Linked DNA regions of Mus musculus: all the other regions are linked to region 3. The links are chromatin loops, found by intact Hi-C in ENCODE. Cell type or tissue: left cerebral cortex. All regions are shown on one strand. Links, peaks and the distances in the headings refer to the core of each region. The heading gives the core; the rest is flanking DNA. Region 1 holds the start of Rbbp7 (retinoblastoma binding protein 7, chromatin remodeling factor). Region 2 has its middle 24 kb from the start of Gm15201. Region 3 overlaps Reps2 (RALBP1 associated Eps domain containing protein 2). Region 4 holds the start of Reps2 (RALBP1 associated Eps domain containing protein 2). Region 5 holds the start of Gm15201 (predicted gene 15201).

Region 1 (6,391 bases), core at 837-5,836, 230 kb after region 3:
TTGATTAAATTCAAATCTCAAGTCGTATCTATCCTCAAGTGCTATTACTGTTTACTGTAGCAAACCAAAAACAAACAAACAACCCTGCACCCCCCCAAAAAAAAAACCCCAAACCCTTCTGCTCGCTCTGCTTCTCCTTCTTCATCTGGTAAGCTCTCATCCGGGAGCTAGGCTCTAACGGAACCAAGTTCTCAAATTTATGATCCTGTGTAGAGCACAAGCACGAGCCAACATTTGTCAGGTGGGGAGAAACAAAAGAAACAGCTAAACTGGATAGAGAAAAACAATTCCCCGTGGAGACACATTAGGCCTTGTTGCTGTTTTATAAAGGGTAATCAGGGACAGCGAAAGGTTCAAAACCTATGGGAATGTCTTTCATACTTCAACTTCTGACTCAATGACTCAACGCAGTGGCACAATCAATGTAGAAGGTGAGCTGCCTTTTTAAAACATGAAATAAAATACCAGAGTGCATCACAATACCAAAGATCAGCACTTGTTTCCCGTCATTTGTTTCGGTTTATATACGCATGGACCAGTCTACAAAATTTACTGTCAGTCAAGCTTAAAGAAAATGGGACTGAACGCTATGGCAACTTTGAGTACCGAGAACTGGTACCTAAACACTCGTAGTGTTTGTGGTAGGCACTCGTGCACAAACGTGCACCCAGAGGCCTTGGTGTCTTTCTCTATTGTTCTTCACATTTTTTTTAAGGCAGGGACTCTCACCAAACTGAAGCTTGCTGTTTCAGCTAGGCTGGCTTGCTGGCTAGGGAGCTCCCAGGATTTATCTGTCACTGCAGTCCCCCACCCCGCATTGTTGTGACACGGCAAGTGAAGACACGTCCTGAGCCTGCTGAGTGCCGGGGACTAAAACTCAAAGTCCTCTCGCACAGCAAACACTCTTATCCACTGAGGCATCTTCAAAGATCCGTAAACAGGACCTGTCTTAGTTAACAAAACCCACGTCTCACGCCTAAAACGAGTTGTACTTTCTTTCCACTAGGACTTAACCTACAGAGGAAAAACAAGGAAATAACCACAGAAAAAGCGCCAAGGAAGACCAAGAGCACGGCTAAGAGCCTGGGGAGACAGGCAAAACAAAACCGAACAGTTAAGCAACTCAAAACAGAAGACTGGTGTTAGATTTTTATGGGGGGAAAAAAACACACAAAAATAGATTAGTACCAATGTATTCAATTTAACAAAAACAGTAAAAAAAAACAGTTCCAGCAGGAAGTGGTGATGGACACTTGTAATTGCAGCATCTGGGGGACAATGAATTCAGGAATTCAAGGCTAACCTTGGCTACAAAGTAAGTTTGTGGACAACCTATCCTAAAAAAGAGGCCAAAAAAAAAAAAAAAACAAATTCCAAAGTTAATGAAACATGGTTTCTATGAACCTTTCAGATTAAGTGTACAATAGCATGTGAATAATCTCAAAATTCCTGAAATGTCTGTCCCTCCAAGCTTTCTTCTCAACGTCTTGAAGGTAAACTAAAGAGTATAAAGAATTTAGTTGGGCAGTGGTGGCGCACGCCTTTAATCCCAGCACATTGGGAGGCAGAGGCAGGCAAATTTCTGAGTTCGAGGCCAGCCTGGTCTACAGAGTGAGTTCCAGGACAGCCAGGGCTACATAGAGAAGCCCTGTCTTGGAACAGCCCCCCCCCCCCCAAATAAAAGAATTTAGTTAGCTGGGAAACTCAGGTGAAGCACATTTGCCTACCATGTGCAAGGCCCTGGATTAGATATCCAGGACTGACTAACACACACACACACACACACACACACACACACACACACACACTCGTCCTCTACTCGACCCCCCCCCCACCTCTGTGTGTACACAGTTTAAACTAAATTCATATTGTCTGGGAAGAGTTACTTGTTTTTTGTGACAAGGTTCCTAGGCATTCCAGGCTGGCTTTTGAACAAAGATCCTCCTACCTACCTACCTCCAGTTTCCACGGACTGGGATTACACACCAGGTTCGCTCAGTCCTTTAAACGTTTATTTTAGAAATCATAACTACTCATCAAAATGAGCAAATTATATTACTGACAGGAAATCACCTCTCAAGTCTTCTCTGAGTACACATAGTTCCTGCTGAAGCAGAGCTGTAGGACACAATTATTCTAGAACAAGGTGGACAAGCTCCAGTCCTTTAAATCTCGCCCACCAAGGGGCTTTTGCATGGCCCTGAAGCAAAGCATGATTTTTTTCATTTCCAAGTGATTGAAAAAAAAAACACAGAGAGAGAATATTTTGTGACCTGTGAAAAGTACACAGAGTTCAGATTTCAGTGTCTATAGTTTTGCTGGAAGATGGCCAGGCTTATCCATATTTTCTATGGCTGTTGTGTTACAACACCGAAGGCTGCCTGACCCCTGTCAAAAAAAAAAAGTTTGACCACCAGTGTTCTAGAACTCGGAGGACCCATGCTACTCCACTCTTCTAACCGCCCCCCTCCCGCCTCCAGCCACCTCTTCAGCGTTAGTCACCAGCAAGATTCTTGGAGCTGACATGGAGGGAGGGCGTTATAATAATGAATTGTACCACATGGGAAAACAAGAGACCCAAGACAGTAAATTTCTATATAAGGGAACGTGACTGTTTCTGTCACATACTAGAGTAACGTCTGAGTTGGTTTCTCGATCAGAAAAGAGAGCATCCTCGAGGCCTCTGCATGGTTGCGTTTAAGCATGAAGGCACTTGGAAAGCTATCAAGGGAACAAATGTTCCGGGGGTGTTTCTGCAAGGAGAGCCTCTGAGTTTAGATGTAGACTGTGGTTCCCTTTAAGCGTAGGCGCCTGGGCCCCTCTGCTCTGGCCCTCTTTTTCTCCCTGGGATCATGTGGCTTTCTCTTCACCCCCCCCCCCAAGGCTAAAAAGCTTCAGAGAAATGCAGAGCTCAGGTATGCAGGCCTAGATTAGCCCAGCCCAGCTCTCTCCAGTTCAGCAGCCAGCTGCAGGGTCAAAATGGGACCCCTTCAGGTGACAAGAATGACTCAGCAGGGGCCTAGGCAGGAACTGAGATAGGGAAGCAGTGGCAGGCACAAAATCCCCTGCAGCAGCAGGAAGCTAAAGAACCAGTAGGTTAAGGACGCACAAAGGTGAACATACAAAAAGTCATTTAAGTCAACTTTCGACGAGGGGCGGATTGAAGGCCTGCGCCATCGCAGGCCTTAAATAAAGGTCTGCCCAGCTTCTGGGAGAAAAAAGAAAAACCCGCCCAAGGTCTCTCCTAAAGGTCCCTTTCGCTTATGACAAATGTCACCAGAGCTCGACTGGGCCCTCGATACAGTTGAATGGGGGAGCCTTTGAGGGGTGCAGAAAACTGCGTGGCCGTGATTATCTGGGAGACTTTGCGGGCAGTGTAATCTCTCGAGACCAGGAAACCATTTTCCTCACTGGCTCTGAGATTTTGCTTTGCTAAGGCGGCTGCAGCTTCCCTGCCCCCCTCGCACACCCCCGCCGCCGCCGCCGCCGCCGCGGCTGCTGCTTTAAGCAACCACGCCCCGCGGGCCCCAGGCTTCTTGGCCCTGGGGCTCGCAGCCCCCGCGCAGCCTGCACACCGCGCTCGCATCCGCCCCACCCCCGCGCGGGCCCAGCCGCCCCCGCGGCCAGCCTGGGGAGTGACGCCTCGCGCCTGCGCCTCGCCGACTTCCTGCCGCGGAACGCCCCACCCACTCTCGAGAAGCCCACCCCCGGAGAGCGCGTCAGACCCTCCCGTCGCACGCTATTGGTCCAAGCCGCCGAGCCGTTGGCTCCCAGGCCCGCCTCTTCTCCGCCTCTCCAATTTCCCAGGGCGGCTGCGCCTGCGCTCAGCTGCCTGGGCGGGCTGAGAGGCGCGGGTTGAAAAGTCTCGTTCCAAGTTTGGCGAGAGGGAGAGAGAGGAGAGCGGCTCAGACCTCGCTACCCGCCAGCGGGGAGGAGGCAGAAGAGGAGATCGCGGCGTCTGGGGGGAGAACCCAGACGGCCAGACCGAACTCAGGCTTTTCCGAGCGAGGACTGCGTGACGTGCCTGGGAGAGGCAAGGAGCGCCTGCCGGGCTGCTCTTGACTAGCGAGAGAGAAGTCCGAGGCGGCCAAGGGGGGCGAAACGACCCGACGCAAGATGGCGAGTAAAGAGAGTAAGGATGCCTGCCCTGTGGGGCGGGCGGGCGTGCGGGCGCCGGGACTCCGGGGGGCTGGCGGGCTCCCGAGGCCTCGGCACGCGCTGACGAAAGGCGCGAATTGGCGTGAGGAGCAGGGGGCGGGGCTGGGCGCGAGACTCGCCGCGCGCCTGCAAGGGGGCCTGCGCGACACGGGGCCTGGTCGCCGCCGAGGGCCGGGAGCATTTCCGGAGCCGGGCGCGGGGGCCGAGAGAGAGGCCCCCCTTCCCCCACCCCCACCCCCACCCCGCGGCCTAGCTCCCTCCGACGCCCTTGGCTCGGGGGCGCAGGCGCTCGCGGCCCGAGAAGTCAGCGGCGGGCGCGGATTCTTCCGTGCGCGTGGTCGTCGTCCGTCTGGGGTCGCGGCCCGTGTCCGTGTCGGGAGGGGGGGGAGGAGCTGGATCCCGCCGGACTATGGCTGCCGATCGTGGCTTGGTGGGGAGCTGGGGCCTCCTGCGAGGGTGGGGGGTGGAGGGAGCAGGCCTGTGGGCTGCTGCTGTTCCACGTGGATTGGATCTATTCGAGTGGGTCGGGGCACCGGTTTACAATGCGGATCATCGTAGAACAGGTGCGAGCGGCTATAAAAAGGCTGACGAGCTCGGTGGTAGGGCAATTAATGACCCAATTCGGGTAAGCGCCGGAATCCCGATCTTGGAAGTGGAGGCGAAAACGCTTCCTGATGTTGATCTTCTCACTTTGTGGGAGAGCAGTTCGTGTGAGCAGGATAGGTAAAAGGAAAGAATAGATAAGGTGTGGCCGTCTCGAGGTGACCTCCAGGATCCGTAGCCATGCCTTTGACTCCGAGCCTTCTCAGCCACTTAATTGTGGGCTTTCTCCAAATTTCAGTGTTTGAAGATACTGTGGAGGAGCGTGTCATCAACGAAGAGTATAAAATCTGGAAGAAGAATACACCGTTTCTGTATGACCTGGTTATGACCCATGCTCTTCAGTGGCCCAGTCTTACCGTTCAGTGGCTTCCTGAAGTGACTAAGTAAGGGTTTCTGCCAACTTCTATTTTGTGTAGATTTAAGTACCATGTTAAATTTCTAGGTATTGTTAATGTTATTTTACACACAGAACATAAATACCTAATTGGTTAGGCCGAGGGTGAGGCGGCAAGTGGTTGTTCAAAACTTAAGATGGTTTCTATCGTAGAGGTGTGTTGAGAGGAGAGAATATTGTGTAATACTGTGTATAGGAAACGATGACTATTTTGCCATTCCATGACCAACATCTCTGGACTCTAGATCAATACATTATTTTCAAACTTAATAGGAAAGATTACATACATAACAAATTAAAAGCTATTATGGCTTGATGCATTAAGTGATTTTCTTGAATATTTGTAAGATTTGGCATAATTACTGATATTTATGGAGCACTTAGAATAATAGAACCTGACACATCTGAAGAGTTTAAGCCTCATAACAGAACTACTGTTGCGATTCAGAGATTTACCAGTGAGGAAAGGGGATGAGAATTTTAAGCACGGTGCTCAAGCGCTCACTACTGGCGATCTCATAGCTTACAAACTAGGGCTCAACCAACCAAAACCGGTTGGCTCCAGAATCAAGGCACTTCCTTCACTAGACTACCTTTAGGTAGGCATGTACCTTTTTTTTGTAATTTTTTTAAAAGATTTATTTATTTTTATTATATGTAAGTACACTGTAGCTGTCTTCAAACACTCCAGAAGAGGGAATCAGATCTCATTACGGACGGTTGTGAGCCACCATGTGGTTGCTGGGATTTGAACTTCAGACCTTTGGAAGAGCAGTCGGGTGCTCTTACCAAGTGAGCCATCTCACCAGCCTGGCATGTACTTTTTCTATAGGAATATGGGCACATACCTTAAAAGTATATTGATTTTTTTTTTTTGTCTTTTTTTTGTATAGTGAGCCTATAATTAGGGTCAAATGAAACTAATATACAAGGAAGAATTTGTGACCAGTGGTAAAAAGAAGCTAGTTTTAAAATCACTTGAAAGGGCTAGGTTCCATATATGAATATTGACCTTCCAGATGTGGGCTTGCTGTCTCAAAATCTCATGTTTTTTATTTGCAGGTTTTTTTATGTTAAAATTCCATTTTAAAAATCTAAATGTCCAGTGAGAAGAGTCTTGAATTGCTACATAATGGGGGCTTATAGGCATTGATTTTAATTTTTTCAGCACTGGAGGTGGTTCAAACCCAGGGCCTCAGCATAGTAGGCATGTGCTCTGTGGCTAAGGTGTTTTGA
Region 2 (6,391 bases), core at 930-5,929, 180 kb after region 3:
CTGTAATGGGATCTGCTGTGTCTGAAGATAGCTACAGTGTACTCATATACATAAAAAAAATAAATAAGCCTTTTTTTAAAAAGGGCATGGACCCACACCCAACTATTTTTTTTTAAGTTAGGAATGGGACTGTGGAGCTGTAATTCTAGTACTTGGGAGAGGAAACTGAAGGATCAGAGGTTTAGGGCCATCCTCAGCTTCACAGTGAGCTCAAGGGCAGCCTGGGTGCTTGAGATCTTGCAGTTTCTTCTTTTGTTTCAAAAAGACTTAACCCAGCATGATAGCATTCACCCATAGTCCCTGCACTCCAGATGGACCTCCGTGAGTTCAAGGCCAGTCCAATCTATATAATGAGCTCCAGGCCAACGCCAACCAGAGTTACATGTTAAGACCTTATCTAAAAAAGAGAGAGAGACTTATTTTGGCAAAGTTATAAAAAACAATTCTCCCATGTACTTCTTATTGCTTTAAGAAGATGAACGAAATATAGATGCCTTCATCTCTCTTTGGAGCTTAAAAGACTAGAATTTAGGGCTCAAACACAGTGGCATGAATCCGTAATCCCAGCAGTTTGGGAAGCAGGGGCAAGTGGATGTCTGATAGCTCCAGGCCAGCCAGGGCTACATAGTGAGACTTTGTCTCAAAAAAAAAAATCACTAAAATATCATTACATTTTTCTCCTCGGTCCAGTTTATTTATTTAGTTAGTTAGTTTGTTTGTTTGTTTTGAGATAGAGTCTCATTCTGTAGTCCAAGCTGGCCCTAACCTCATGACCTTTCTGTCTCAGCCTCTCAAGTTTGGGATTACTGTACATGATGATGGTGGTGGTGGTGGTGGTGGTGATGGTGGTGGCGGTGATGATTAATGGGACTTGGGGGGGCTTTCGTGAGGTTTTGGGGGTTTGCTTGGTTGGTTGGTTTTGGTGGTGGTAGTGATATGTTTTGGTTTGATTTGATCTTTTACTTTTTCCTTTTTTAGATAGGGTGAAACTATGTAGTCCAGGATGGTCTTAAACTCACTATGTAGCCAAGAGGCCTCAAAGGTCTGACCTTTCTACCTCTTCCTACCAAATTGCTGGCATTGCAGGTATGAGCTACCATGCTCACCTCTTGGTCCAATTTAAATGCCATTTTGAAGCTCTCAAATAGTCTATGAAATGTGGAAGCTCCTGACCAAATTCTTGTGCTTATAATTTTAAAACTCCCATTAGGGAAAATGCTAGTCTTGCAAAGCTAACCACAAGCTGTCAAACAAAAAGAAATGAGAACTAAGCCATTTGCCGTGTTAAAAATAGACATTCCAAATAGTAACAGTTCCACCCTGAATCCTGGTGCTTCGCATTCATTTCTCTCAGAAACACTATTACACTTTTCTTAAATAATTGATTTTTGTCATGTTAAGTGTTGTAAGATTTTTTTTAATTGATTTGAGATAAGGTCTCTCTATGTAGCCTTCATTGGCCTGGAACTCACTACCTAGACAAGGTTTGTCTTCAAACTCAGAGAGAGCTGCCTGCCTGTACCTCCCAGGGTGAGATTAAAGGTATATACCACTATGTCTGGCTTCTTTTTTTTAAGTTTTATTACATTTTTATTTATTTTTGAAAGGAGGACATGCTACAACATGTGTGAATTTGTGGAAGTCCTTTTTCCTTCCATCATGTGGGTCCTGTGGATCAAACTTGGATTTTAAAATTTTGTGTCTTTTATCTGCCTGAGTGTTTTTACCCACGTGTATGTTTGTGTCATATGACTCCTGGAACTCGATCTATGGATGATTGTGAACTACCGTGTGGATGCTGGGTATTGAATCCTGGTCCTCTGCAAAAACAAGTGCTCCTAACCCCTGAGTCATCTCTCCAGCCCCTGCTGTTATAAGTCCTAATGGGTACCCATTTCAAAGGAAATTGCTCAAGTCTTCCTTTTTGTCCTCTTTTTTTTAAAGATTTATTTATTATTATACATAAGTACACTGTAGCTGACTTCAGACACACCAGAAGAGGGCGTCAGATCTCATTATGGGTGGTTGTGAGCCACCATGTAGTTGCTGGGATTTGAACTCAGGACCTTCTGAAGAGCAGTCAGTGCTCTTACCCGCTGAGCCATCTCGCCAGCCCCCCTTTTGTCCTCTTAACATGTGATTTCTACATGTCAGGTTAAGCTTGGTTGACTTCTGTTAAGGCTATATGACCCTGCTGGCAGTATAAACTACAGCAGGGCTTTTTTCCCATAAAACTGCTATGGAGTTTCTAGGATTTCAGGGGTCTTTAGGACTTATTTTAAAAGTCAATAAAATGAAATAGAGCCAGGTATGGTAACATTTATTTATAATTCCATAACTCAGGAGATGGAGGCAGGAGGAGCAGAAGTGCCAGGTCATTCTTGGCTACATAACAAATTCAAGGCCAGCCTAGAATATAGGAGATGCTGACTCTAAGGGAAAAGAAGGGAGAAGAAAAGAAAAAAGGGAAGGAAGAAAAAACAACATAAAAACCTCACAAATTATATATGCTTTGAGACTGCTTGACTTACTTGGTTCATATAAACAATCCTACAATTATGTATAAATTTCAAGTAAACTTTAATTCCATGAGAAAGATTTAGCTATGAGAAAAAAAATGCCTAAATCAGCTGTGCTGGCTAGTTTTTTGTTTTGTTTTTTCAAGACAGGGTCTCACTATGTTACTGACTGTCCTGGAACTCACTACGTAGACCAGGCTGACCTCAAACTCATAGAGATCCACCCGTCTCTGCCTCCTAAGTGCTGAAATTAAAAGTGAGTGCTATCATGCCTGGCTATGTGCTGGCTCGTTTCTATGCCAACTTGGCACAGTCATCTGAAAGGAGGGAACCTCACCTGAGAAAATGCCTGCCTCCACAAGATCGGGCTGTAAGAAAGACTATAGGGTATTTTCTTAATTAGGGATTGATGGGGGAGGGCCCAGCCTATTATGGTTAGTGCCCCTGGGCTGGTAGTCCTGAGTGCTATAAAGAAGCAGGCTAGGCAAGCATGTGAGTTTGAAGCCAGCCTGGTCTACATAGTGAGTTCCAGGATAGCCAGGACAGCACAGTGAGGCCCTATGTCAAAAAAAACTTTTAAAAACAAACAAAAACACCAGGCGTTGTGGCACATACCTTTAATCCCAGTACTTGGGAGGCAGAGGCAGGCGGATCTCTGAGTCTTATTTGCCTGAGGGTAGCCTTGACCCCTGGCTCTTTTGCTCCTACCTCCTGAGTGCTGGAATAACACGTGTGCACCAGCACACCCAGCTTGGGTTATTTGTTTTGTTTTGTTTTGTTTTGTTTTGTTTCAAGACAGAGTTTCTCTGTGTATCCCTGGCTGTCCTGGAACTCACTTTGGCCTCAAACTCACAGAGATCCACCTGCCTCTGCCTCCTGCATGCTGGGATTTAACCTACTGCTCAGCGGGTTTCTTTTTTGTAAATAAGTTTTGTATTTTTGAAATTAAAATAGTTACATCATCTTACCCTTCCTTTTCTTCCCACAATCCCTTGTATATACCCTTCTTTTTTCTCACTCAAACTCATCTTTTTTTTTTTTTTTGGCTTGATTTCTTAAAATAATTTTCTTCATATGATTCACACAATAGCTGCTTCCAAACTTGTTTCTATATAGGAAGTATCTGGAAGTAGCTATCTGTTTAAATCTCTGCTTGCACGGCTATGTGTAAACACTGAGAGAATGCCAATTGTCTATTTCTCAAAGTAGATCTGTCGACATGAAGATTTCTTGTTTCGGGCCTAACCTCTCCCCTCCACTAGTCCTGACCAGGAAATTCACAGCACAATTTTGTCCTTGTACTGGCTGGTTTTGTGTGTCAACTTGACACCGGCTGGAGTTATCACAGAGAAAGGAGCTTCAGTTGAGGAAATGCCTCCATGAGATCCAACTGTAAGGCATTTTCTCAATTAGTGATCAAGGGGGAAAGGCCCCTTGTGGGTGGGACCATCTCTGGGCTGGTAGTCTTGGGTTCTATAAGAGAGCAGGCTGAGCAAGCCAGGGGAGGCAAGCCAGTAAAAAACATCCCTCCATGGCCTCTGCATCAGCTCCTGCTTCCTGACCTGTTTGAGTTCCAGTCCTGACTTCCTTGGTGATGAACAGCAATGTGGAAGTGTAAGCCAAATAAACCCTTTCCTCCCCTACTTGCTTCTTGGTCATGATGTTTGTGCAGGAATAGAAACTCTGACTAAGACAGTCCTGATTTACAGATAATTACCTTAAATCATGGAGATCTTTGCCTAAAAATAATTTAGAGTTGTGGCTCTGAGAACATACTTCTGTGGGAGAATATTTACCCAGCATGCACAGCATAAGATCCCATATCAGAAAGTGTAAATAGACTATCAGGTTAACTGAATGGCAGCCTCTGTTCATACAACCAAATAGCAAGTGAAGTACAAGAAGGATAAAATGTCTCTGGGCATGGTGCCACACATACCTTTAATCCCAGCACTCAAGAGGCAGACGCAGGCAGGTCTACAGAGTGAGTTCCAGGACTGCCAGGGCTACACAGAGAAACCCTGTCTCAGTGGACAACAAAGAAGAGGAGGAAGAAGAGAAGGAAGGAAGTCATTAAAAGATTCTTCACTGGGCATGATGACATATGCCTTCAAACCCAGCACTTTGGAGGATATGGCACTGGGATCTCTATGAGTTTGAGGCCAGCCTGGTCTGTATAGTGAATTATAGGTCAGTCAGGGCTACACAGAGACCCTGTCTCAAAAAAAGGAATCCCTCTTTGTATGAACATGTCTGAATTAAATCCATCATTTTACCCATGCTGATATAAAGCAGACTGTACAGTTTATATCTCTTTAGATATAGCAAATGTTGATCAGCTATGCAAATATCAGAAATTTGTAATCACTTCCTATTAATAAATGGTACTTTTTATAGGGCCGTTTTTGATTTGCTCAAGATTTATTTTGTTTTTAATTGTGTGTATATATGGGTGTGTGTATATACTTGTGAGTGCAGGTGCCTGTGGAGCCCAGGCGAGGGCATCAGATCCCCTGTAGCAAGAGCCATGGGCAATTGTGGCCGCCTGATGTGCTGGGATCCAAACTCTGCCTTCCCTGTGAGAACAATACATGTTCAAAACCACTAAGCCATCTCTTCAGCTCCTTTTTATAAGTGGAGGTGGGAGGTTGAGACAGTCTCACTGTAGTCCAGGCTGCCTGAATTCACTATATAACCCACACTGGCCTCAAGCTCATGGCAAAACTCCTGCTTCAGCCTCCCAAGTGCTGAGATTACAGTCATGAGCCACTATACACAGCTCAAAAGATCCTCTTATACAGCATTTCTCTAACACAACCATCTTCCACATCTCTACTGCTACCACTCTGTGGTGGTTTGAATAGGAATGGCCCCCATAGCCTCATATGTTTGAATGTTTGGCCCATAAGGCATGGCACTACTAGGAGGTGTGGCCTTGTTGGAATAGGTGTGGTCTTGTTGGAGGAAGTGTGTCACTGTGAGGATGGGCTTTGAGATCTCCTCCTATGCTCAAGCTATGCCCCGTGTAGAAAACAGTCTCCTTCTTCTACTTGTGGATCCAGATGTAGAGCTCTCAGCTCCTCCTGTACCATGCCTGTCTGGATGCTGCCATACTTCCTGCCATAATGATAATGAAATTGTAAGCCAGCTCCAACTGTTTGGCTTTATTCGAGTTGCCTTGGTCATGATGTCTCTTCACAGCAACGAAACCCTAACTAAGACAGGGTGGGAGGAACTTTCTTTTCTTTTCTTTTTTCATTCCCTAAGTCTTTACTATCTGCTATGGAATGGGTACTAGATTGTAAAGGCCCAAATTTTGCTAGCATTGAACATATGCTATCAAATGTTACTGTCAAGAAGAAACATTAACAAGCCGGGCATGGTGGCACACGCCTTTAATCCCAGCACTCGGGAGGCAGAGGCAGGCGGATTTCTGAGTTCGAGGCCAGCCTGGTCTACAAAGTGAGTTTCAGGACAGCCAGGGCTATACAGAGAGACCCTGTCTCAAAAACAAACAAACAAACCAAAAAGAATAAACATTAACAAACAGAAATTCTTCCCAGTGTGGTCAGTACCTGGAAGAAAGCAGAGGGTATGTTGGACTAGAAAGTAACAGGAAGGAATGCCAATTTAGATTGAGCATTGATCAAGATCTAACTAGGAAAGTGATATTTAGCCTGATACTTGAAGGAGAAAGAACAGAAGGGTTAAGGCTACGGAGAAGCTGAAAAAAAAATCAATTCATAGTTCCTGAAGTAGAACAAATAATTGGTGAGTTCAGCGAACTGAAAAACCAAGATGTTCTTGGTTCTGAGGCAAGGAGAAATTCAGCATGAAATGTACCTGACATGCAAGGATGTGTTCAATCACGT
Region 3 (6,391 bases), core at 745-5,744:
CCATTTATATATCCATATAAAGAATATATATTCATATAAAGAATGTTTATAAGAATGTACAGCAGTGGCCTAGGTCTGCGAGGTGGAGAAGACAGGAGGAGGGAGTCACTGCTACTAAGTGGGTGGATTATAGAGGGGTGATAGAAAGGTTCTGAACTTAGGTTATGAATCTTGTCTGTAAATGAACTAAAACTGCTGACTGCACAGTTCAAATGGTAATATTTATGGTATATGAATTATATTTCAACTAAGTTATTTATTTTAAAAGACATCAACTAATGCCATTCATGAACTTCTTCATTGTAATCAAACTAAACATTTTTTAAAATTTTATGAGACAGATAATTCTGAACAATGAAGAAAGACTTGATTGTGTTAAAGAATATGTGATTTTTTTTCTCACATGTATCAGTGAGTTCTGGTTATGTTTTTCTAAGACACCCAAAGATATATTCTGAAATATTTTTCAAATCAAATGGTCTGGCAATGGTATTTCAAGATCATCCTTGCTGAGAGGGAATATAGAGAAAACTGCCAGCACTTGTCCGTGGGGATTTTTTATAGCTGTAAGTCAAGTTGAATCTACACTTGAAATTCTGCAAAAATAAAAAGGTTGAAAGACATTTTCAAAACACCTCAAACGATTTATCCATATTTGGCTAAATATGTGCATATATTGCGAAAAGAATCAGATGAGCAAGAGTATGGAATCTGGATTTCTGTTCATATATTCTAAATCATGATGGTAAAACTCCTTTGTTATTTCTAGACTATTCTACCTTCCATAAGGTCATTTATTACTAATCACCAAAATGATGTTTGCCTTTACATATATAAGAATATATCAATTATATACCTTATTTCACAGAAAATTAGTCTTAATCCATGCTTGACTGTTAGCTTAGAATGATCAAACCCACAGATATTCTTTACATCTGAAGGGTAAGAAGTTGTTTTATCCTTTTTTCTTCCAGACTCTAGGATTTCACTGTTTGTTCAGCCTGGTAAAATGAAGGCACATGGGAACTAAATCAATTCCTCTCAGTTTGAATGTTACATGAGGGCACAACAGGAATGCAGACATCTGAAGATAATCTAGAACTGATATTGAGAAGGTGCTGGCCAGTCTTCCTTTCATATCTCAATTTCAAGAACCATGAAAGAAAGGCTTAAGCCAAAGAAAATGAGCATGAGCTTAAACTTCTGGGAGCATAAAACCTAAGGGGACCTCTGCCGGAAGGAAGGAGGACAGGCAGGAAGGCAGGTTACACTTTGTCTTTGTTCTGGCTCTAATATAATGAGTAAGCAATTGAAGGTGTCCCATGGCACTGTCATCTACTGTTCCACGTGCTTTAGCTGATAAGGTGCAGGATCTAGACTACGTTCCCCCAAATTCACATTTACCCTTCTGCAATAGCAGTGTAATTTTCCCCACATCATTACCATTTTTTTTTCTGCATGACTTATATTTGATAAGAAGTTGTACCTTAGAGGAATACAAATTGGAATCAAAGAAGGTTATAATATTCATTTTGTATTTCTCAAGATGTTCTGTAGTTATTCACATGGGCCCCACGTTCCAGGACACCATGTTCTCTCACCTGAAATGAAGGAACTCGGGTCTGGCTGGAGGGACCGAAACTGATTGACGTAGTACTCCCGCTGTTCTTCAGTTATCCTCCAGGGCTCATCTGGGTAATTACTGTTGTTCTCCTGCGGTTCTCTCTCCACTGAAAAGGACTTTAAAAAAGAAAGTGCTCACAGAACGTGCCTGTCATGAGATGAGGTGTAAGACTTAAACACCAATGAATGTTATTTTGTATTTTTAAAATTTTCTCCTGAAAGGAATAAACATAACTGTCTCATAAAAAGAATTTAACCAAAACATAAACTATAATATAAAGGAGACAGCAAGCTTCATGGTTTTTTCTATCTTCAAAGTTAACAGGAACATGAATTACTGAACAGGTAAAGAATGATGACAGGTTTTAAGGCCACCATTCTTCTCTTCAACTATTCATCACATCTGACCCTCTTAGATTGGCTAAGTGGTTAATAATAAAATTTTCACATGTATATGTATGGCATGTTGGGGGGCAAAGATGATATAAGGAGTCTTCTTCAATTTATCACACCTTATGTATTGAAACAGAGTTTCTCAACTGAAGGTTTCACTCTGTTAAGTCTACTGTAGTTAGCCAGCTTGACCCCTGACTCCACATTCCAAGCACTAGAATTATAGGTAGGCTACCATGCCCAGTGGACATTAAGCAGATTCTAGAGACCTGATCTTGGTCTTCACATTTGCATAACAAGTGCTTTATTTGCTGAGCCATCTCCTTAGCCTCAGATTCTCTTCTGCGCTTCACAGAACATATGGCAACACTATAACTGCATAATCTTTTAGTTTCATATATTTTCTTTGTTTCTTTGTTTGTTTGTTTGTTTGTTTGTTTGTTTTTGAGACTGAATCTCATACTGTAGCCCAGGATTGCCTAGAACTCACTATATAGCCAAAGTTAGGTTCAGATTTAATGATTTCTGCTCCTTAGTGCTGGGATTATTGATGTGAGCTATCATAACTGTGTTGCTCTTCTTCTCCTGTTGCATTTACATTGTATAAATTCAGGAGTCAAAATTTCCAAGCCCAATCCAAGTCCCTGGGTCCTAAGTCAGTATCGCTGAATCTACCCTTCACATATATGAGTTGGGACTGTTTACTAAGTACAAAGCTGAGCAATGAGAACCACTGCCATCAGCAGGGTAACAAAGGGGTGCACCAAACCTGCCACTAGAGGGCAGGCAGGCATGCCAAATTTGAAGATTTAAGAGCTCAGAAGCCCAGAACGCAATGCAGGAGCAAATAAAAGCTAGTCTAGGCTTTCAGAACAGACACAAAATGGAAGTGCTGAGAGAAACATCTGGGGCTTTGCTCCATCTTTCCCATCCACCTTAAAACCATGTATTTTTACCATGGGCCATGTCCATGGAACCAAGAGGTGGTCACAAAGAAGGCAAAAGGAAACGAGTAAAGACAAGACAGGTATCGCTGCACAGAAGTCTTCATGCTAAATGTTGATCTGCTGCATCGCCTGCTACTAATGGAAAGCCCTGCTCCCTGGGAGTGCATTATTTCTCTCCTGGGAAAGAGGCCTCCCAACCTAGTCCCTCTTCATTCTAGCCCATGGTTGCTCCTTCTCCAAGCTCATAATTGGAGACATTTTGAGAAATTGAGAAATTTGAGAAAAAAAATCTATTAATCTTGCAGCTACTTTCTTTCCTATTTATATTACTTCATGCCTGAGTAGCGTGAGTCACTTTTTAATAGGTCTTGGTCTATTCTACCTGGCCATCAGGACTCTTGCAGTCCATGCTACTCTTTGCTGACTTGGTAGGTTTGTAATTCCCCAAGTGCTCACGTCTTACAGACCAAACTCAGGTCTTCTTCCCAGGAAACTCTTCTTCTGGTGCCAGCCTGATGAAATCCTTCCCCTTCTTACATCCTTCTGCTCCAAAGTGCCCTTTCCATATTTCTACCATATGTACATCCATGCCTACACACATAACTGAGGTCACTTCCTGCCCCAACACAGTCTGTTACAAAGGTAAGCAGCAGCTAAGTGTGGCTGTGTGGATGAATGACATGACTCATACCTGCTATCATCTGGCTACACGGAAACAACAGTAATTGGGCTCATAACACACTGGCCTCTGAGATGCTTTGGCATTTGTACTGGCTAGTTTTGTGTCAACTTGACACAGCTGCAGTTATCACAGAAAAAGGAGCTTCAGTTGGGAAAATGCCTCCATGAGATCCAACTATAAGGCATTTTCTCAATTAGTGATCAAGGGGAAAAGGCCCCTTGTGGGTGGGACCATCTCTGAGCTGGTAGTCTTGGGTTCTATAAGAGAGCAGGCTGAGCAAGCCAGGGGAAGCAAGCCAGTAAAGACTATCCCTCCATGGCCTCTGCATCAGCTCCTGCTTCCTAACCTGTTTGAGTTCCAGTCCTGACTTCGTTGGTGATAAACAGCAGTATGGAATTGTAAGCTGAATAAACCCTTTCCTCTCCAACTTGCTTCTTGGTCATGATGTTTGTGCAGGAATAGAAACCCTGACTAAGACAAATTGGTACCAGCATAGTGGGGTATTCCTGTGACAACCTGACCATGTGTTGAGGAGGACTGTGGAAGGACTTTGGAACTTTGGGCTTGAAGATCCATTTGTTGTTAAGAACTCTGTCAGATGTTGTGTAGGAGCTTATGATAATGTTGAGAACAGTGCAGAAGATGGAGGCCTGGCTTGTGAAATTTCAGAGGGAAGATTAAAGACTCTTTTCAGGGCCATTGCTGTTTTGATTGTGAAGATTCTGTAGTTCTGGTTAGCGGGGGCTGAAGAATCAGCTGTGATTAACAAGATACCAGAACTACTAAAGCAAAATCTTAGGATTACTGGGACTATTGATGCTGATTAGCTATAGCTAAGAAATTAGCGGTGATTAAGAAGAGACCAGCATCATTGAGGTGACATCTTCTGGGAAGTGTTTTCTGAGAGCACAGAGGCTGTATTCCAGAGATAGCCAAGGTTGTACCTTGTGCTGCAGTGGGACTTCGTAATGTGTAAGAGTCACCCAGGTGGTACTGGATTTGAAGGCATGCAGAGCAGCTGAGGCTCGGCACTGTGAGAGGCCATGGAAGGCCATTGGTGAAGGTACAGCCTCAGTTGAAGTTGATGGCCCAGGACTGAAGGGGGTCATGCAGCATTTTGGAGATGCCAGTACCATGAGATGACCACCAAGAACAGCAGCAGCAGTGCAGTACAGGCAGCTGGAGTCTAGAAGACAAGCCGTGTGCTATAAAGGACAGGACTGGAGAAGTGACCCAAGCCCTTGGAGGAGCCCAGAAGATCGTGAGTTGGATCCCAGACATTGGACAGTTGGAGTTTAATTTTTGCTTTTGATTGTGACTGTGCCCTGATATTTTTCCCTCTTGAAGGAAGAAAATATTTTAGTGGATCCCACAGTTAAGAGACTTTTAATTGTAAAAAAGACTTTGGATTTTAAAAGATACTGGACATTTTAAAGGGATTGACTTTTAATGTGTAAAGACTGTGGGACTTTTAAAGTTATTTAGATCTTGGGGATGAATAAGAAATTAAGGGTTGAGGCTTACTAGTGATGTGTTTGTGTGTCAAGTTGACAAGGGGTCAATTGTACTGGCTAGTTTTGTGTCAACTTGACACAGCTGCAGTTATCACAGAAAAAGGAGTTTCAGTTGAGGAAATGCCTCCATGAGATCCAACTCTAAGGCATTTTCTCAATTAGTGATCAAGGGGAAAAGGCCCCTTGTGGGTGGGACCATCTCTGGGCTGGTAGTCTTGGGTTCTATAAGAGATCAGGCTGAGCAAGCCAGGGGAAGCAAGCCAGTAAAGACTATCCCTCCATGTCCTCTGCATCAGCTCCTGCTTCCTAACCTGTTTGAGTTCCAGTCCTGACTTCGTTGGTGATAAACAGCAGTATGGAATTGTAAGCTGAATAAACCCTTTCCTCTCCAACTTGCTTCTTGGTCATGATGTTTGTGCAGGAATAGAAACCCTGACTAAGACAGGCATTGAGGATGGACCATCTAGAGACTGCCATACCCGGGGATCCATCCCATAATCAGCCTCCCAACGCTGACACCATTGCATACACTAGCAAGATTTTGCTGAAAGGACCCAGATAGAGCTGTCTCTCTCTTGTGAGGTTATGCCGGGGCCTAGCAAACACAGAAGTGGAGGCTCACAGTCAGCTATTGGATGGATCATAGGGCCCCCAATGGAGGAGCTAGAGAAAGTACCTAAGGAGCTAAAGGAGTCTGCAACCCTATAGGTGGAACAACAATATGAACTAACCAGTACCCACCAGAGCTCGTGTCTCTAGCTGCATATGTATCAGAAGATGGCCTAGTCGGCCATCATTGGAAAGAGAGGCCCATTGGTCTTGCAAACTTTATATGCCTCAGTACAGGGGAATGCTAGGGCCAAGAAGTGGGAGTGGGTGGTTACGGGAGTAGGGGGGAGAGTATGGGGGACTTCTGGGATAGCATTTGAAATGTAAATGAAGAAAATACCTTTAAAAAGAAAAGAAGTAGTTTTAAATAAAAAAAAAAGAAGATGCATGTTCTTAGAAGAACAACCTTTGTCAGATTAAAGATATGAATAATACAAATACAAATCAACAAACAGAGAAAGCAAAACCTGAATAGATACACAGCCAGGCCATGAGTCAGAACAAGGGCCAGGTGCAACTTAAGCTATGAAGCAGCAAGAAGAGTCTGTGAGATTAGGACAGAACCGATATAGAGAAAGGAGTAGGGTGCATGCCTATAATCCATGCATCCAGGAGGCTGACGT
Region 4 (6,391 bases), core at 498-5,497, 120 kb after region 3:
AACTATATCCAATATCCAATACCAAATGGTCAGCCCTGAAAACATATACATACAAGTAACATTATACAGACCGAGAGGGTTAGATTTAGGAAGATATATGTATATACATATATGTGAATATACATGTAACAACAATGAATTTCAAAAGAGGCCATAAATTTAAGTGAGAGCAAGGAATAATATATGTGAGGGTTTGAAAGTGGGAAAAGGAAGGGGAAATAATGTAAAAGAGAAAAAAGGAGAAATTATATTATCTCCAAAGGAAAAACTATTTAAAATTTAAATAAATAGTTCTGGCTAATAATCTCATAACAGGAAAAAGTTTTCCTGATAAGGATTTTGTTGATTTCCTTTTACCTGTGGATCTCCTTAATGATTAAGCAGTTTTATTTTGAACATATTTTTAATTTTCAAATAAGTAGCACTTGGGAGATAGTGGCAGGAGTTCAAGGTCAACTTTTGCTACATAGAGAGTTTGAGGCCAGCTTGAGCCACGAGGGAACCTAAATTGAAATTTTTAATGACTTCTCAAAGATAAGCCTGTGTCCAGAGATGTTAAAATCTTCCTATGGAGCTAAAGAGTCGGCTCAGCATTTAAGAGCACTTGCTGCCCCTGCAGAGAACCAGAGTTCAATTCCCAGCACTCACATGGCAGCTCACAACTGTTGGTAACTGCAGATCCCAGGAATCTGATGCCCTTTCTCTGACCTTGGTGCATACCAGGCATACACAGGAAAAACTCTTATATGTATAAAATAATAAATAAATCTAAAATAAAATAAAATAAACCTACTTCTCACAGCCAGGACGTGCTTCTTTGCCTTAATCTATTATCTGACAATCAGATGTTACTAACTGGGATTCTTCCCGATTTAAAGGTTTCTCCTGATAGTACATGTTAAACAATATTTATAACCTATCTTGATGTCTAAGGATGGCCTATCATTGGATCTCTGTGAGTTATTAGATAATAATCATCATTTTAAGACAAAGTCTCATTTACCCAGACTGACCTCAAATTAGCTATGTTGCTGAGCGTGACCTTGAACTTGTGACCTTGTTGCCTCTACCTCCAGAGTGCTGAGATTATAGGTATGTGCCACCATGTCCGATTTTGTGCAGTGATGGGGACTGAATCCAGTCTTTCATGCATGCTAGGCAAGCACTCTACCAACTGTGCTAAATCCCCAGCCCTACATTACAGTCATCTTAATCGTATGCTTATTAAGAGGAAAATCTGGCCATTAACCATAGAAACTACCAGGTCTGGTTACTGTCTCCATGATTTGAGCAGTTATACCTGTTGGGCCACTTACATCTGAACTTACAGGTTTCGGTTTAGAAGGGAAAGGGGGAAGTTTTCTACATTTGTTTTAAAATCGCTAGTATACTAATGAATTAAAACAAATGAAGTCAGACAGGGCACACACACATCACCAAAGTGGTAGATAAAAGTTAGATAGCCACTAGATCCCAGTTTTGACTACCCTTCCCAGTTCAGGGTGACTTTAAATGTTAATTGTTACCTGTACCAAGAGTAATGGGCCATTCTAACTTGTTATGTTAAAAGGGCTGTGTTTTATTTCTCTGGGCTGAGTACCTTTGGTTCTTTTTAAATTATATGTTCTTCAAGAAAGCATCAGTTATCACACTAGAAAGATCCCCTCTCCAATTCCTGGGAAAACCTCAACCAATTTTCATACACCCTTTTCTTTTATCACACTTGATGTATTACTGTCCACAAATTAATCCCGGCCAGATGTACAGCACAACTATTTGGTGCATTGCCTCGGACACTTTAGTAAATTTATTATGCTCAGCAGTATTCTGAGGTCCTTGTAATAGTTTCTTTCAGAACACCAACTTCCTTATCACCCCGTGCAACTCAACTGCTTAGCAACTGTGGCAGAACTATCTTCTTATCACAGAATTCTACAGGAACAAACAGCCATGCTAAATTCTATGAATACTAATCATGTTCAGAAATCCTCAATTCGAAAGGTGAACCAAGTGGCTAAAATTATGCTCATAAACATAGGAGCATCTATGTATACCCCAGCAGTATAAAACAGTCTTGAGTGCCAGAAAGAAGGAAAGAAAGAAAGAAAGAAAGAAAGAAAGAAAGAAAGAAAGAAAGAAAGCGGGCCTCACAAAGGCAGAGAAAGATATGATAAGTGAACCATAAAACCGTCAGTACTTCCTAGGAACTACATTTTAAAGCATTTGCTCACCACTGTAAATATTCCATTGTTGCTAATAACTTTCACACTATTGCTTTTTAAGTATAGGTTCACATTTAGGGCTTGATATTAACAATATGATCCCCATTTACTGCTGGTAACATCAACCGACAGACAAAGGGCTTCCCAAGCAATTTCTCCAAGCCTCGAGGAAAGCACAAAACAGCACCTGCAGTGAATCACTCCTCCCTCCTTTCCAGGTACGGGGCAGACAGACAGAAGCTATGACACCGTCTGTTTCGTAACTCCACGTCAAAGTCAAGTGACAATAAGATGACAAACTACAGCTGTAGACTTCTGAATCCACCCCTGGACCCAAATGGGGAACTTACTTTGAACTTGATCAATGTTCCTATCTTGTAGCCCTGAGTCCCTGTTCTACAATTGGGCTTTAAGGTTTTCCAGTTCTATACTAATAATCAGAAATACATTAGTGAACAAATCTATGTAGCAGATATGTACATATCACAAGTATAAAGGACAACATGTAGCTGTAGGCCCAGAGCCTACAGACACACATGTACACACCCTTCAAGTTCAAATCCCAACAAGGCACCCCGAGAGTGTAGTCAACAAAGGGAGGGGCAGGAGCAAGGAACAGAGGTTAAAGCAAACAGCAGCCAAAACAAACATCACTTTCGGAACAGGGCAAACTTTGGGTCTGGGAGATTGTAGAACCCCCAGATATGATAGGGGTGTCAGACTTTCTCAAGAGACGAAGAGCACAGCCAAGCACTAGGCTAGGAGCAGATGAGCTGCAGAGGAGGCTGGTGTCCCTGGGGACAAGGGCGTCGCCGCCATCCTCGGCAAGAGAGCACCCCCCTTTTTTTTTTTTTTTTTTTTTTTTTTTTTTTGCGGTCCTGGCCACCGCCCTCCAGATCTCCGGGAATAGTCCCTGGGAATAGTCGTTGTTGCCCCATTCTTCCCATAGACACTGCCCCCACAGACCAGAGAGGGATAAAAGAGCGCAGAGACATACCTGGTGCAATGTCTCTGGTGGCAGCTGCGACGCTCGAAACAGATCAGCTACTGGACCAGCGGCCGCAGTGGCAGTGCCGGGGGCGACCCTGGTAGCCTCGGGGGGACCAGGTCCGGGGCCCCCGCTTGCAGCGCCCGCACAGCGCGCGAAGAGCTCAGAGTAGCACTGCTGCTCGCTATCGCTCAGCAGCAAAGGCGGCCCGGCGCCGCAGCCTCCGCCCGCTGCCACTTCCATAGGGCCTTCTGTAGCGTCCGAACCGACCGCCTTCCCTGGCCGAGGTGCTGGTGCTGCCGCCAGGGCCACCACCGCCGCCTCGGCCTCCGAAGCCGCCGCCCCCACGCCCCGCAGCTGCAGCGCCGCCGCTTCCTCCAAGAGAGCGCCGGCCCCGCCCCCTCCGGGCTTGAATGTTGTGCCTCCTCTGCGCGGCACATGGAGACAGGCGCGGCGCTGACCAATCACAGCCCGAAATCCCACCTGGGCCCCTCCCCGAAAGCCCGCCCCGCTCCGCCCCTTCGCCAGGTAAGGAACGCAACTCTGGCTGCCGCCCTCCCAAGCCTTTCACCTGCTCTGCAAGGGAGGCCAGGCAGAGAGAGCTGCTGCCAACGCCCACCTAGCCCACCGTGTTCCTGAGGGGCATCTTGGGCTCTCCACCCTGGCTAAGAAGGGAACATCTGGACACACACACAAGAAAAAGAGTTTTTCAGGGGATGGGGAAAACTGAGATGTTGTCTCATTAGGAGTCCCATAGGGATGTGGTGTCCAATTAGAAAAAGGACCAGTCACAAAAAGTTGGATTTCCCTTCCTCCTATGTCCTGAAAAGCTAAAAAAAAAAAAAAAAAAAAACAACCAAACAAACAAAAACAAAGATGTGAATGGGGTCCCAGCAGCACCCCAGAGATGATGGGGTTTGGCCACTTTCTCAGGTATGGCTGGGATCTGGATTTGAACCTTACTGAGAAGTGCCAGAAGGTATTTCTTGAAGAAGGTACTTCAGAAGGTCCTTGAGAAAGAAGTGGGAAGAGGCGTTTTGGGGTTTTGTTTGTTTGTTTGTTTTTCAGATATGAGGTCCATTATGCTCCACTGCTTGACTGAAATCTGGGAAACAGTTGGTGAGAGACACTATCTGGAAAATTTATGCTTCTTAAGTCCTGAAAGTACTGACCTCTGTAACACAGAGTCCTCACTTTCTGGAAGGATTTTTTTATTTTCTTATTTTTTTTTTTTTAGACAAGGTCTTTTCTTAAGACATCTGGCTCAGAAAACACTTCTTTTGGCAGGAAAACAACAGTTTTTTACATTTTGTCCAAAATTTATTTGTCCAAGTTCCTACCAAAAAAGTCAACACTGGAACTCAGAACTTTAAAACCCAGTGTGCGTGTGCGTGTGCGTGTGCGTGTGTGTGTGTGTGTGTGTGTGTGTGTGTGTGTGTGTGTGTGTTCAAATGGGCTTCTTCCCTGATGGCTATTGCTCTAGCCAAAAGTGTGGTGGTTCTTGTTTGTAACCTTAACACTAGGAGGCTGGGGCAGGGGAATGACCAAAATTTTGAATCTACTCTAGCTACACTGTGAATTACAAGCTAGCCTGCAAAAAAAAGGGGGGGGGATCCACAAATAATATACTAGAAGAAAAACGTCTGCCCCACAACAGTGTTGAAAATGTCAGTTATAAGTCTTGTATATTTGCATTTTTTCCAAAAGAAAAATCTGTTTTTTATTTTTTAGGGCAGGGTCTCTCTACATAGCCCTGGCTGTCCTAGAACTCTCTGTGGCCTCAAACCATGCTGACCTCAAACTCATGGAGATCTGCCTGTTTCTGCCTCCCGAGTGCTGGGATAAAAGACATGTGCCACCACACTGGGTTCCAAAAGAAAAATCTTAAGTGCCATTGTTCTTGAGAAGAGTTGCACAAATGTAACCATTGTACATGCATGCCTCATGCCAAAACACTAACCAAAAAGGGGAAACCTCTTTGTGATTAAACACTAATTAAAGGACCTGTTAGACCTAGACCTGGTGTCACATACCTTTGTAAACCCAGAACTCACGATGCAGAGGCCAAAGGATCTCTGTGAGTTTGAGACCAGCCTGGGCTACTGAGTCTCATGCCAGCCAGGGCTACATAGTGATAAAAGAGGGATAAAAGAATATGTGTGTATTAAGAATATATATATATTCCATCCCAAACAGTTTTTTATTAAAAGCGTGAAGCAGTCAGATGTAGCAAATACCTGTAATCCTGCCACTCCAGAGACAGAGACCACTCCAGAGAAGACCCATTGCAAGAACAGTAACAACACAAAAAAGCAAAAGCCGAAAACAAGTCAAAAATACTATCAAGGATAACAAGCACACTTTGATATTATAGTCAACTAAAATAAGGACCAATGGAAGGAAGAGAAAAGAATGAAGAAGTCAAAAGATGGAAAAGCAGACAAGGAAAAGGGAAGAAAGAGATGTACAAAAGAAAAAAGAAACGTGTCAACCTCAATTATAGCCAGAGTTATACTTCCCTTTTGGACTCTGGAGAAATAAAATATAGACGATTCATGGTGGAGGTATGACTCAGTAGCACAGCATTTGCTCAGCATGTGCCAAACACAAGTCTGTCCTCCAGTACCAGAGAAGAAAAAGTAAAGATTCAGCCCAAGCATGTTAGCAGCTAAGTGCACGTGAACGTGTAGACAAGCTCCGATGCACTGTCTGGTTTTTTTTTTCTGCTTGTAAAATTTCATAAGACTTTAGCAAGAACGTTGAACAAAGCCAGAGGCATTCTTGTTATCTTTATAATGCAAACTGATCAAGTCCAAAAGAGTTGCCTGTTTTTTGTAGCTTTCTGAACACTGGCTAAATGACCATAAGCTAAGTACAACCAGAAATGTGTGTCTTCTCCTTGAACTAGCACCTTAAACTGAGCATGCTCAGAAATGTGCCTGCCCATAAAGGGTTTTCATATATGTATGTGTGTCCACTCCTGGAATAAAATCCCCATGCTTCCTTTGTTCACTAAGGTACTGTTTCGGACATAACTCATCTTACCCAGTAAAGTTATTAACATTTCAGCACTCATATTCCCTGCCCTGCCCTTGCCTGTCTTAGCTTTGCACTCAACAGGAGGTGAACCTAGGTTTGCTTACAAATGCAGAAAATTTCTCTTTTCAAAGCTTTCATTCCT
Region 5 (6,391 bases), core at 786-5,785, 210 kb after region 3:
TAAAATGTAGTTATCCTCATATCCAAAAAATGTTTCATAGCCTTCCCAAAAGCCACATACTGTCTAGTAAAAACCCCAATATCAGGCATGAGAAGCCCCCTTTTGAGGTATTGGTCAGGGATGTCCAAGAGACTCATAAAACATAATAGGCTACTGCGGCGGCCCTTGGTTCCCTCTCAGGGGTAAAAGGTAAATTCCTATTGCTTAAGATACCATGCACTTTGGACACAGGGCCCAGAGGACATGAGCTGGATCTAATCTCAAAGCCTCCTCCCTAAGGATTAGCATCTGTGGTACCAGAAGATGCCATGCAAGCTTCTAAGGGAGGAAGCAACCAAAAGTCCTAGCCAGCTCTGATACCCATGAGCCACAAGAATACTATACCTACAGCATTTGCACAAATAACTTGGAGGTAACCAACAGCTCTCTAATTGGACTTAAGATCCACTTAATAAGAGGGAAAAGGTACCTTCCTGGAAATGTAGCCAACTACTCAGGACTAGTAAAGTCATGGATCTTGGAGGAGAATCTACAGCCACCACTTTACTAGACCAGCATAATCCCTAACTACATTCTATATTTATCCTCATACTCACAGATAAATGCATTCTCACCTCTCATTGAAGAAGCTTCCCTTTGCCACAGACCTTTACAGAATACCAAAACGGATCAAAAGGCAGACTTGTGGGGATCGGTCCCAACTGATGCATCTACTACACAATTCCTCCACCTAAGACTCAGGGACCATTACAGAAGAGGGGGCAGAAAGTGTGTAAAAGCCAAAGGAATAGGAAGTTTGCTGTGATATTGTGTCTCCTAGAAATATCAGAGAAGCCACACCCATGAAGTCTCATCAACATGGGTTCCTAAACAACCTCTGAACAAAGACAATACCAATGGCCTGCTAACAAGGAAGGGGAAAGCCCATGAGGCCTCAATCCTAGACAAAGGACTAGAGGCAACTCAGGAGTGCTAGGGTGAAGGAAATAGTCTTCCCCAGGAAAGAGACCCCCAACTGATAATCCAATACTAAATTTTCGCCGCCAAAATCATATACATACAAGTAACACTGTACAAACTAAGAATGTCATATTTATACATTAGACATAGACTATATATATGATCTCACAACAATTAAAGAGAAAAAGGGGGGGTTGTGAATTTGCAAGACAACAAGGTGAGGTACATGGGAGTGGTTGGTCATACGAAAGAGAAGAAGGGTATGATGTAATTATAATTTAAAAAATAATAAATGTAAAATACAGGCTAGAATAGCAGATGCTATTTTTTTAAAGTTCTCATTGGAGTTCAGGTCTTAAACACCCACATAAAATCAAGTATTGATTTCCTTCTTTTATTTTATATGCATGAATGCTTTACCTGCACAACACATGGGCCTGGTGCCCACAGAAACTAGAAGATCCCCCGAAACTTGAGTGTGAATGGTCATGAACCACGATGTGGGTGCTAGGAACCAAATCTGGGTTCTCTGGAAGAGCAGCAAGTGTTCTTAACTGCTGAGACAATGTCCAGTCCCCAAGCAGTGGTTTCTGTTATAAATTCCCAGTGCCTCTCTTATATATTTTTTTCCGAGACAGGGTTTTTCTGTTTAACACTGGCTGTCCTGGAACTCACTCTGTAGACCAGGCTGGCCTCGAACTCAGAAATCTGCCTGCCTCTGACTGTGCCTCCCGAGTGCTGGGATTAAAGGCATGTGCCACCACGCCCGGCTGCCTCTCTTATATCTTTATCAGCATTATTTATTTGCAATATTTTTTAGGTGGGTACTATTGAACTCAATGACTGTCTCAATAGTTTGGGGCCAGTGGCTTCATCTCTCTGACTTGTTTGCAAAGGGAGCATATTAACAACCATCTTTTTTAAGGCATTTTTATTAGATATTTTCTTCATTTACATTTCAAATGCTATCCCCAAACCCCCTATACCCTCCCCCTGCCCTGCTCCCCAACCCGCCCACTCCCACTTCTTGGCCCTGGCATTCCCCTGTACTGGGGCATATGATCTTCGCAATACCAAGGGCCTTTTCTCCCATTGATGGCCAACTAGGCCATCTTCTGCTACATATGCAACTAGATGCACAGCTCTGGGGGGGGGGGGTATTGGTTAGTTCATATTGTTGTTCCTCCTATAGGGTTGCAGACCCCTTTAGCTCCTTAACAACCATCTTTCAGTAGAGGTTAACTGAGCTAGGTATATAAGCATGCTTGGAACAAAAGCTGTCCAGCGGTAGGACTATCAGTGTGAGTTTCCCTTATCTCTTAAGCTGTTAATCATTTATACATGATTACAAATGCATACTGTCTTTCAGAAAAGTCAATCTTCTTATAGAGTCTAAGGCTCAAGACTTGTTGAATCCAATGTGGTCACCAATCCTTGTGGCTAAAGTTATAATTACACTAAGTAAAATTTAAAATTCATTCCTAAGGCTATGGAGATGGCTCAGTGGATCTTAAAGTGCTTGAATCTCAAACGTGGGAACCTGAGTTCAGATCTCTAGCACCCATATAACAAGCAGGGCATGGAAGCATGCCTGTAATCTCAAGAGTTGGGAGGCAGAGTCAGAAAGATCCTGGGAGCCAGGTAGACTAGACAACCAATGAGAGACCAGGTTCAGTGACAGGCCCTGCCTTAAACATAAGGTGTAGAGCAATAAAGGAAGACACTCTGTTCACATAGGGCCTCCACACACCCATGCACGAGTACTCTCACCTGCCACACACACATGTACATACACGTGTATACACACACACACACACACACACACACACACACACACACACTCATTTCCCGTCTGGGCATGACAGCACTAAAGAGAGAAGCAAGCAGATGAGAAATTCAAGTTCAGTTATCTATGGAATTCAAGGCCAGGCTGGGCTAAATGAGACCCTGTCTCGAAACCAAAGGTTCACCTCAGTTGTATGAAACCACATTTCAAGGGATTGGTAGTCACATGTCACTAATGGCTGGTGTGGTGGCCAGTAGAGATGCACGATTTCCGTCGCCATAGAAAGGTCCACTGGACAATGCTACTCCCTAGTAATGACAGTAGAACAGTGCCCAAGCTCTTTTATTTAACTCAGGACACCCCAAAATGTAATGCCAACCCTCATTTGTTAATGTCTCTGTGCGCCCTCCTGTGGCTGGAGTTGGGAAACTGGCCTGCCCATTCCACTCAGTAGAACAAGACAGTTTTATAAGCAGGATCGCTTGGACATTTCAAATCTGATCATGAGAAAAAACAGTAACAATGGCGTGGATGCAGACTGAACGCTCTGGCGACTAGTAAGGAAAATTTGTTCGGTTGACCACGAAATCACATTATCCCTAAATCTCAGTACTTTCTGAACTACCTATATTTGTGAGAATGACACTCTTCGTTTAAACAAAGGATGATACCACATGGCTGTTTAAAGTGTGGTATACCAGCGTCCCACTAGCTCAGTTGCTGGAGCATGAAACTTAAAACTGTAGCGAGAGAAGCAGAATTACTGGAAGAACGCGGCAGGGGCTCTCTCAGTGGAACCTAGCAACAAACATGCAGGAAGATCACACTGTGGACCAATAGGAAGGTTCAACTGAAACTCCACCTCCCAGTGGATAAAGGAGACGCCTGATTCTGGGGTGCCCGCCACCTGGCCGGTCCCATCATTTCCTCTCACAGCTGGTATTTAAGCTCAGTTCTCCAGATATCTGAACCCAAAATTTATATCCCACTTCCTGACTCTTTGTGCAAGGCTGTTCTCATGCTTGCGCAATAAAACATGGAGGCCAATGGCGCTGGGCGGGGCTTCCACAGGCACAGTTGGCGCCTGAAAGCTGTCGTTGCGGAGAAACGGCTCCACAGCAAGCTGGGAGTGGAAAGTTAGGGTGGTTGGTGGGGCTCTTGCCACTCTGCCAAAGGTGACAGCTTTGCCCAATGATCCTCTGGTGTTGGTGAGGGTGGGAGATGCCAGCTCTTTAGTAAAGGCTGTTTTCTTTTCCTGAATGCAGTATCAATACACACGCAAACCTGAAAACAGAAATACAAATAAACATCACCCAAAATCCCACTAGCCAAGGAGAATCACATAACTAATATACCTAAATATAAGACTGCATTACAGCAGGGCATAATGGCACACACCTTTAGTCCCAGCACTAGGGAAGCAGAGGCAGGCAGATGGCTGTGAGAGTTCAAAGCAAGCATATTTTACATAGTGAGGACCCCCGCCTCACCCCCTCACCCCCGTCTCAAAGAAAGAAAAAAAAAATACTGCATTACGTATAGTGATGTCTAGCTCCACCTCCCAGAGCTAGTTTACTCAGCCTTTAAGAGACATGAAGCAATCAATGTACTTAGCTGAAAAGCAGCCACCCCCTGAGGACTGGACCATTGGCCAGGTGCAGCTTCCAGACCTTTCCAGGCCTCCAGCCACCCCCCAAGCAGGGTGTGCTCAGTCCGACAGCTGGGTTCAACCAGACACGAAGCCGTCTTCTCCGTGCAGCACGTGTGTACTGTGCGCAGTACATTGTCCCTGTCCAGGAGAAAATGCCAAGTCATAGCCCTCCTATGGCAGCTGCAATCCATCAACTGGGGAGGGGGAAGGTCACAATGAATGTTTTTGTAAGCCAGGTACAAGCTGAACTGCAAGCATTCCAGATTTATCTGAGCTCGCTGCATTCCAGGGAACAGATAGTGTTGCTTTTCTCCCCCCCCCCCACCTTAAAAAAAAGAGCTAACTGAGCTATATAATTCACAGACTATACCATTCACCCATTTCAAATGTACAGATCGATGGCTTTTCGTTTCTTGGGTTTATTTCGACTTTAAAAAGAGAGGTTTTTGGTTTTTTTTTTAATTCTTGTGTTTTTGTTTCCTGTAAAGAACACAGTAAGTTTAAAAATAGAGGTCAGTTTTAAAGCCTTAAAAAATGTACAAGAGACTAGCTTTTAGTAGTCACAATCTAATAGAACTAATTCAGGTATGGTGACACTTGCCTGTAATCTCAGGATTCTGGAGGTAGGAGCACAAGAACCAGGAGTTCAAATTCATCCTGGGCTACATCGGGAGGTCCATGTCAGTTGCAGTTGTGACAATACAATATGGGGACTGGAGAGATGGCTCAGTGGTTAAAAGCTCTGGCTGCTCTTCCAAACAGTCTCTGGGTTTGATTCCCTTTGTAACACCTACACTGCAGCTCATCTGTAACTTCAGGATATCTTAGGACAACTTCAACCTCCTTGGGTACCAGGTATGGACATTGTATACAGACATACATGTAGACAAAACACATACACACATAAAAAAAAAAAAAAAACTCTGATCAGACATGCTGGTGCACCCCTTTAATTGAAGCACTTGGGAGGCAAAGGTAAACTGCTGATCTCTGTGAGTTCAAGGCCAGCCTATTTACATAGCAAGTTCCAGGACAGCCAACACGACATACAGAGATCCTGTCTCGAAAAGCAAACAAACCAACAACAGAAACTTGGTTCCACACCATGTAACTGTCTTCCCAGTTCTGGGGAGCGGAGACAGGCTGATCCATAGGGCTTGCTGGCCAGCCAATCATGCCAAGACTCAGTGTGCTCCAGATTCAGTGAGACACCCTGACTCAATAAATAAGGTGAGACATCATAGAGGGACACTGTGTCACACAGTCTCTGGCCTCCACACTCATCCCACAGACAAAGATAAAAATATAATTTTTAACATTTTACAATTTTTTTTGTTCTTGTTTTTTCTCTGTGTAGCTCTGGCTGTCCGGGAACTCACTGTCTGTAGACTGGGCTGACCTTGAACTCAGAGATCCACCTACCTCTACCACCCACTACCTCTACCACCCAAGTACTGGGATTAAAAGGATGTGTACAACCACTGCATTTTACAAACCTATACAGAAAAAAAAGTAAATCCAGAGGAACCTATTTTCCCTCAAACCTAGGCAAGCACTATTTTGTATCTCTGTAGATTTGCCTACTCTGGCCACTTCAGGTTGTTATTGCAGCTGGCCATCCATCAGAGCCCGCAGGGCTAACTGAGCCCAGCTTTTCTTCTTTCTTTCTTTGTTTGCTTGGTTGGTTGGGTTTTTTTATTTTTATTTTTTTTGAGATAGGGTTTCTTTGTGTAGCCTTGGCTGTCCTGGAACTCACTCTGTAGACCAGGCTGACCTCGAACTCAGAAATCCGCCTGCCTCTGCCTCCCAAGTGCTGGGATTAAAGGCGTGCACCACCACTGCCCAGCACTCTGGCCATTTCAAACAAATGGAATATACAATATGTCCTTTTTATATCTGGCTATTTCAATTTATTATGATGCTTTCAAACGTCATCCCTGTTGTTGCATGTATCAGTAATTCATTTCTTCTTATTGCATAACACCCCCTACTAT

What was found. A loop is a pair of places that touch in the nucleus more often than their neighbours do. Peaks named below come from ENCODE experiments on the same cell type or tissue, not always from the same donor. Only the 100,000 strongest peaks of a DNase experiment are listed, where the experiment ranks them.
Region 1: a loop joins it to region 3, with 4 times the contacts of the local background. A loop is called at or near these places in 5 of 42 quality-filtered maps.
Region 2: it touches region 3 in a loop (7-fold over the local background); 9 of 42 quality-filtered maps call a loop at or near these places.
Region 4: it touches region 3 in a loop (5-fold over the local background); 3 of 42 quality-filtered maps call a loop at or near these places.
Region 5: it touches region 3 in a loop (6-fold over the local background); 6 of 42 quality-filtered maps call a loop at or near these places.

What each region holds. Positions count from the first base shown.
Region 1 is chrX:162,756,576-162,762,966 of GRCm38, forward strand. It overlaps Rbbp7 (retinoblastoma binding protein 7, chromatin remodeling factor), which reads left to right and starts at 3,797. Exons shown (of 12, transcript NM_009031.3): 1 at 3,797-4,132; 2 at 5,000-5,144. The coding sequence starts at 4,117. In left cerebral cortex, for the core only: no CTCF peak of the experiment used is centred there; DNase peaks (open chromatin) are centred at 2,001, 2,198, 2,739, 3,699 and 2 more places; H3K4me3 peaks cover 2,394 bases; H3K27ac peaks cover 2,428 bases.
Region 2 is chrX:162,709,172-162,715,562 of GRCm38, forward strand. No RefSeq gene overlaps it. Among named protein-coding and RNA genes, the nearest start is that of Gm15201, 24 kb to the right of the region's middle. In left cerebral cortex, for the core only: no CTCF peak of the experiment used is centred there; a DNase peak (open chromatin) is centred at 3,722.
Region 3 is chrX:162,524,657-162,531,047 of GRCm38, forward strand. It overlaps Reps2 (RALBP1 associated Eps domain containing protein 2), which reads right to left. Exons shown (of 18, transcript NM_178256.4): 6 at 1,602-1,740. Among named protein-coding and RNA genes, the nearest start is that of Reps2, 120 kb to the right of the region's middle. In left cerebral cortex, for the core only: a CTCF peak has its summit at 2,788 (motif pointing right); DNase peaks (open chromatin) are centred at 2,810 and 4,208; H3K27ac peaks cover 377 bases.
Region 4 is chrX:162,640,055-162,646,445 of GRCm38, forward strand. It overlaps Reps2 (RALBP1 associated Eps domain containing protein 2), which reads right to left and starts at 3,604. Exons shown (of 18, transcript NM_178256.4): 1 at 3,220-3,604. The coding sequence starts at 3,453. In left cerebral cortex, for the core only: no CTCF peak of the experiment used is centred there; DNase peaks (open chromatin) are centred at 2,487, 2,901 and 3,607; H3K4me3 peaks cover 2,525 bases; H3K27ac peaks cover 836 bases.
Region 5 is chrX:162,732,019-162,738,409 of GRCm38, forward strand. Gm15201 (predicted gene 15201) reads right to left here and starts at 4,595. Exons shown (of 2, transcript NR_153331.1): 1 at 4,357-4,595; 2 at 3,060-4,030. In left cerebral cortex, for the core only: a CTCF peak has its summit at 3,157 (motif pointing left); DNase peaks (open chromatin) are centred at 3,171, 3,667 and 4,425; H3K4me3 peaks cover 1,459 bases; H3K27ac peaks cover 1,813 bases.